Linked DNA regions of Homo sapiens: region 2 is linked to region 1. A link is a contact called in ENCODE Hi-C data. All regions are on one chromosome and are shown on one strand. Each heading gives the region's core, a stretch centred on a gene start or an enhancer-like site at or near the end of the contact. The rest is flanking DNA. Distances are from core to core; before and after follow the strand shown.

What was found. A loop is a pair of places that touch in the nucleus more often than their neighbours do. Pooled maps may share reads with other maps.
Region 2: a map of mammary epithelial cell shows a loop between it and region 1 (7-fold over the local background). The contact joins two enhancer-like sites. A Hi-C loop is called at or near these places in 3 of 168 maps with a recorded cell type or tissue (K562, mammary epithelial cell and naive thymus-derived CD4-positive, alpha-beta T cell), 12 of 37 single-sample maps with no recorded cell type and 15 of 50 pooled maps.

Annotation. Positions count from the first base shown.
Region 1 is chrX:123,834,717-123,837,755 of GRCh38, forward strand. No RefSeq gene overlaps it. Among named protein-coding and RNA genes, the nearest start is that of XIAP, 24 kb to the right of the region's middle. Within about 2 kb of position 1,460, at least 3 of the 41 ENCODE cell types and tissues checked have a DNase peak (open chromatin) inside an H3K27ac peak, as active enhancers do.
Region 2 is chrX:124,216,019-124,218,964 of GRCh38, forward strand. No RefSeq gene overlaps it. Among named protein-coding and RNA genes, the nearest start is that of TEX13D, 120 kb to the right of the region's middle. RefSeq lists an enhancer at 959-2,719. Within about 2 kb of position 1,678, at least 10 of the 41 ENCODE cell types and tissues checked have a DNase peak (open chromatin) inside an H3K27ac peak, as active enhancers do.

The sequences.
Region 1 (3,039 bases), core at 210-2,709:
TTTTTGAATGTTAGTCTTAATTTGTCCTAATGTCTAGTAACATGTGGCATACCCAAACAGGAGTAAGCCTTGTTCGGACACCATCCTGAAGCAGGATTGTTGACTCAGTCTGCTCTCTTTGGGCAGAAACCTGGCTGTAACTGAGTTAGGCCCATCCACCGGTTAAGAGCTCTTTACTTCACACAGAACAGATCTTTGCTCAGGAATTTCTAAAGAAAACCAGAAGGAGGCCAGGCGCCATGGCTCACGCCTGTAATCCCAGCAATTTGGGAGGCCAAGGAGGGTGGATCACTTGAGGTCAGGAGTTTGAGACCAGCCTGGCCAACATGGTGAAACCCCTTCTCTACTAAAAAAATACGAAAATTAGCTGGGTGTGGTGGTGTGCTATGCCTGCAATCCCAGCTACTCAGGAGACTGAGGCAGGAGAATCGCTTGAACCCGGGAGGCGGAGGTTGTGGTGAGCCAAGGTCACGCCACTGCACTCCAGCCTCGGTGACAGAGTGAGACTTTGTCTCAAAAAAAAAAAAATTAAAGCATATTGCAATTCACGTAAAGGCTAAATTTATGAACTAATGAACTACCGCTAATTCCTCCTCACTCTTAGCAAGAAATGGTTAAGGGAAGTGAAGCAATTTCTAGGACAACATAAGGATTCTAGGAATTTACAGCCAGTTACCTGAAAAGTCTGAACTTGGATTTCTTCCAAATAATGACCAATCCAGGTCATTGCCTGATCAATCACAAGAGGCCTGAGCCTACAAGGCCATGTCCCACCTCTCAACTCTCCCATGGGAGGCTGTCATGAGACAATTTCCCATCGGCTCTCAGGCTCTGATGAGGAATGGAGCTTTCTGCCTCACTCCCACATAATATAAAACTGCTTTTAAATATAATACATAAATAAAAATTTATAAAATGCACATTGTATAAATATTAAATATAAATTTATATAAATATATATCCTGCATACTATAAAGCTGCAGAACATAAAACCTCCAAGTGGTAGCTGTGAAGGGACTCCTCCCAAATACAATGTCCCACAACACACATTGCAGTCATCTGGCCCCTTTTTGCTTCATTGTCATGTTTTTTTGTTTGTTTTTGAGACAGATTCTCACTCTGTTGCCCAGATTGGAAATGCAATGGCGCAATCACAGCTTACTGAAGCCTTGAAATCCTGGGCTCAAGCAGTCCTTCTGCCTTAGCCTCCTGAGCAGTTGGAACCACAGGTGCCTGCCACCATGCCTAGCTAATTTTTATTTTATTTTTTGTAGTGACGGTGTCTCACTATGTTGCACAGGTTGTTCTTGAACTCCTGGGCTCAAGTGATCTTGCAGCCTTAGCCTCCCAAAGCACTGGGATTATAGGCATGAGCCACCGTGCCCAGCCAGTGTTGTATTTTTAGTGTTGGGGACAATGATTCACAGGGAGCTCTCACCTAGGTTTAGTCTTCTTTTTGCTGTCTAAGTAATAAAATGTCTAAATCTAGAATGACTCATTGTTTCTTTACCAACCAAATTAGTCAGCTCTTGGCCCTTGCCTTGCCTTTTTTTTCTTTGAGACAGAGTCTCCCTCTGTTGCCAGGCTGGAGTACAGTGGGGTGATCTTGGCTCACTGCAATCTCCGCCTCCCGGGTTCAAGCGATTCTCCTGCCTCAGCCTCCTGAGTAGCTGGGATTGCAGGCATAGTACGCCACCACACCCAGCTAATTTTCATATTTTTTTAGTAGAGACGAGGTTTCACCATGTTGGCCAGGCTGGTCTCGAACTCCTGTCGCTGGGACTATACAGGTGCGTGCAACCACACCCGGCTAATTTTTTTTTTGGTAGAGACGAGGTTTCTCCATGTTGGCCAAGCTGGTCTCGAACTCCTGTAGCTGGGACTATACAGGCACGTGCAATCACACCCGGCTAATTTTTTTTAGTAGAGACAAGGTTTCTCCATGTTGGCCAGGATGGTCTTTTGACCTTGTGATCCACCCGCCTTGGCCTCCCAAAGTGCTGGGATTACAGGCGTGAGCCACCACGCCCGGCCGGCCCTTGCCTTGTCTTATGTGTGAGCTTGACAACCCTTAAACCAGTCCACACAACCAAAATGTGATTGAGTCCAAAGCATGACAGGTGAAGAAGATAGCTGGGGCCAGGCACAGAGGCTCATACCTATAATCCCAGCACTTTGGGAGGGCAAGGCAGGAGGGTCACTTGAGCCTAGGCCTCCAAGACCAGCATGGGTAACATAGTGAGACCCCATTTCTACAAAAAAACAAAAAACCAAGCCCAAAACAAAACAAAAAGACAATACAGTTGGTTCCATTGACAACGTCTGATTACTCCTTCCTACAGGAGGCTGTTGCTGTTTCTGACACTAAATGAGGGTTCACGTTTGTGTTGTATATTCTTTTTTTTTTTTTTTTTTTTTTTGAGATGGAGTTTCTCTGTTGCCCAGGCTGGAGTGCAATGGCACGATCCCGACTCACTGAAATCCACGCCTCCCAGGTTCAAGCGATTCTCCTGTCTCCTGACTCAGCCTCCCAAGTAGCTGGGATTACAGGCGCCCGCCACAACGCCTGGCTAATTTTTGTATTTTTAGTAGAGGCGAGGTTTTGCCATGTTTGCCAGGTTGGTCTCGAACTCCTAGCCTCAAGCAATTTGCCCGCCTCGGCCTCCCAAAGTGCTGGGATTACAGGCATGAGCCACCTCGCCCGGCCTTGTGTTGTATATTCTATGAGTTTGGACAAATGAATAATGGCATGTATCCACCATTACAGTATCATACAAAATAGTCTCACTGCTCTAAAAATCCTCTGTGCTCTGCTTATTCATCCCTGTCTCTCTCCTTCCTAACCATTGATCACCACTGAACTTTTCACTATCTCCATAGTTTTGCCTCTTCCAGAATGTCACATAGTTGGAAACATACCTTATGTAGACTTTTCAGATTGGCTTTTTTCAGTGAGTAATACGCATTTAAAGTTCCTACATATCTAGCCCGGGCTTGGTGGCTCATGCCGGTAATCCCAGTACTTTGGGAGGCCAAGGC
Region 2 (2,946 bases), core at 428-2,927, 380 kb after region 1:
ATTCTCTAGTTTCCATATTTGCACATGTACACGCATGCACGCGTGTGTGCTTCTTGCTTATTATAGCCTCTCCCCCTTTTTCCTTTGTACTCACTGCATTTGGCCTTTTAATCCCCTGTTCTTTTTTTGTGGGATCTCAGGAAGGAGCTCAGATAAGTGCATGTGTTCAATTTGCCCAATTTAATTGGAAGTGAAGTTGTTTTAAATAACAAACACCTGTTTCATTTTAAAGCCAATCCCATGAACAAAAACTGGATTTCCTGGAATCATGAAATATTATAACAAAAAATGTTCATCCAGTCCATTGTTTCTTGTCTTTTTGCTACCAAGTATCTCTTTTATTATATTATATCTACCCCTCACTCCAACCCCACAATTGAAAAGATTCAGACTTCCAAACCTTAGTTTGGGAAACTTTGCTCAAGTCAATGCCCTCGTTTTACAGATGAAAAGACTGAGGCCAAGAGATAGAAGTGATTTGTTGAAGTCTAACCACTAATAAGGGGCCAAGTTAGGATGGGCACCCAAGTCTCCTACTTCCTCTTCTGCTGCTTTTCTATCTAGGATGTGAGATTTCTGACTGCCCCCAAACTGATGGGAGGGTGAGGGAAAACTTTCCTTCTGACTGTGGTTTTTCTTAGCAACATCATTACTGGCATTGAAACATTACTTCTTCTGGTGGCTAAGAGGAAAATGCTCTCCGCCACCTTGAAGGCCACAGGTGGCCAGACATTCTGGGAATCACTGGAGCTTTCTCAGGGCCACAGGGGAACCGTTTGTTTGAAATGTAATAAAGGTTCCTTTACACCAAACGTGGAGAAAAAGCTGCACTGGGAACACAACAGAATCAGCGTGAGAGGTCTTTTCTAGCCACTTAACCAGCCAATCAGCAAGGGGGCGCCTGCTGGGAACTCTTTCCTCTCCTGGAAGTTACCAGGGATACACGGGCTTGGCCCTGAAGGGGCTTCTGATCAAATTGCAGAGACCAGACAGCTTATCGAACAGCTTATAACCTCTCTAAAGGCAGGACCTTTCTTATTCTTATTTCTTGTGGGCCTCAGTGCCCCAGGCCTCCTGCTGGACACATGTTAGTTACCTATAGCTTAATTAAAGCTTCTTTGGTGCATTATTTCCTCTCCCCAAAGTGGAAATAATGAGCGAGTGCTGAGCTGATGTGACCACGTAGCCCCATTCCCCAAGGTAAAGTGACTACATACATTTTGTCTTGGAAACTCACTGCCTTCTGCAGAGTCCTTTTTCACTGGTAAAGGTTAAGTTTTGTTATTCTCCTGGATCTTTTGAAAACAATGCCTATAAATGAGGAAGCTAGCAATAAAACCCCTACTGTTTGTATAGGCTTTGTAGCTTACTGTGATCTAATTTAATCTCCTATCTTGTCTTTTTCCTCAGTGCTTTGTACACAAATGTTATTGATTCCCTCCAGAGGCAGCCATGTGTGGTAGAATAAACAGCATGAGTCTGGAGTTTTAGCACCCACCTCTTCAACGATCTGAGTGCTGTTAGGCAAGCTGCTTCCCCTCCCTAAGCCTCAATTTACCCGCATACAGAATGAGGAAAGGGTTTGGACTCCACAGAATCTGAGGCCTCTCTAGTTTCTCATTGGAGTGCAAGTGCCATTGTGTGGTTTCTGCTGTGGGCGTGGTTGTTCCAAACCAAAGGGCAGGGACAGGATGCAGTCTGCTGATCAGGGACAGAGGAAGAGAGACACAGCAGCTTTGCACATTTGTGGGTCCTTATTCCCTCTCCTTACATTTCCCAGACTGTTTAAGTTCATGATCTCAGGGCAGCGCCTGTCCGCCCCCTACCACACACATCATACTATTCAGAGTTTCTTTCCCAGGGTCTACTTTAAAGCCAGTAGATTTTCAGGGGTCTCAGATCTTCTTATTGCTTGCCCTCTTGACATCTGAGGCCTGAAAAGAATTTGGGTTGCCTGCCTAGGCAGGCTTCCGGAGGCCTCAGCCTTCTGTCTTCCGGGGCTGGGGGTAGGAGGGTGCCAGAGCACAGGCAGTCATTGTTTGGGTATTGACTCAAAGGAGAAGGAGCCACAATGCACAGGAAAAAGGATGAGCTCATGACAGCTAAATGAAAAGATTCTTATCTTGGAAACAGCGGTTTCTTATGCAGAACAAGGGGCGGCAATGTGATTGTGCCCAAGGAGTACATTCAACAACAGGGATTTCAAATGAAGAAGTTATTTTGCATACTTACGGGAGGAGCAATGGGCCAGATTGTTCATTAATTAAAGGGGGGGGGTGCTGAACCCCCTACACACACACACACACACACACACACACACACACACACACACTGCAGAACTTAAATAATTCATTCGCTTTCTCCTCTTTCTCCTCAGTCCCAGATGATCAGCTGAGAGACAAATGTTTTTTCAACTCTAGCCACCTCTGGAGAAAGGATGGGGGAGAGGATGGGGGAGGACGGGAGAAGGGATGTGGTGGGGAGGGGAGGGGTGTCACAGATAACTAGAATGGCAGTGATCTCTCAACCATTTCTATTTGGTGTTCAAATGTATTGTACGGAGCTGGTGATTTTTTGTTTCCTTTTTTTGCACCCAGGAGATTTACCTTTCTAGTTCTGTTTGATTTCACATGAAAGAAGTCTGAGCAAATCCCCACTGAAGACGAGTAGAGGAAAGGAGAGAAATGCAGAGGGTGCAGGTCAGGGAGGCCAGGAATATGTTCTTTGACCACAGTCCCTCTCTTTCCCCAACTCTGACACGTGGTCCCCTGAGGGGAAGGACTAGATCTGTGGCTGTCCTGGAAATTCCGGAATGTAGGTCACCCACTAAATGGGTAATGCCAGAAGTGGAGAGTAGAGTTGTATGTGGTTGCAGGTGGGAGGCATCAACACCGCCCACATATCTTTCCTATCAGCCAGACTGCTCTCCTTCTACCCCAGATCATC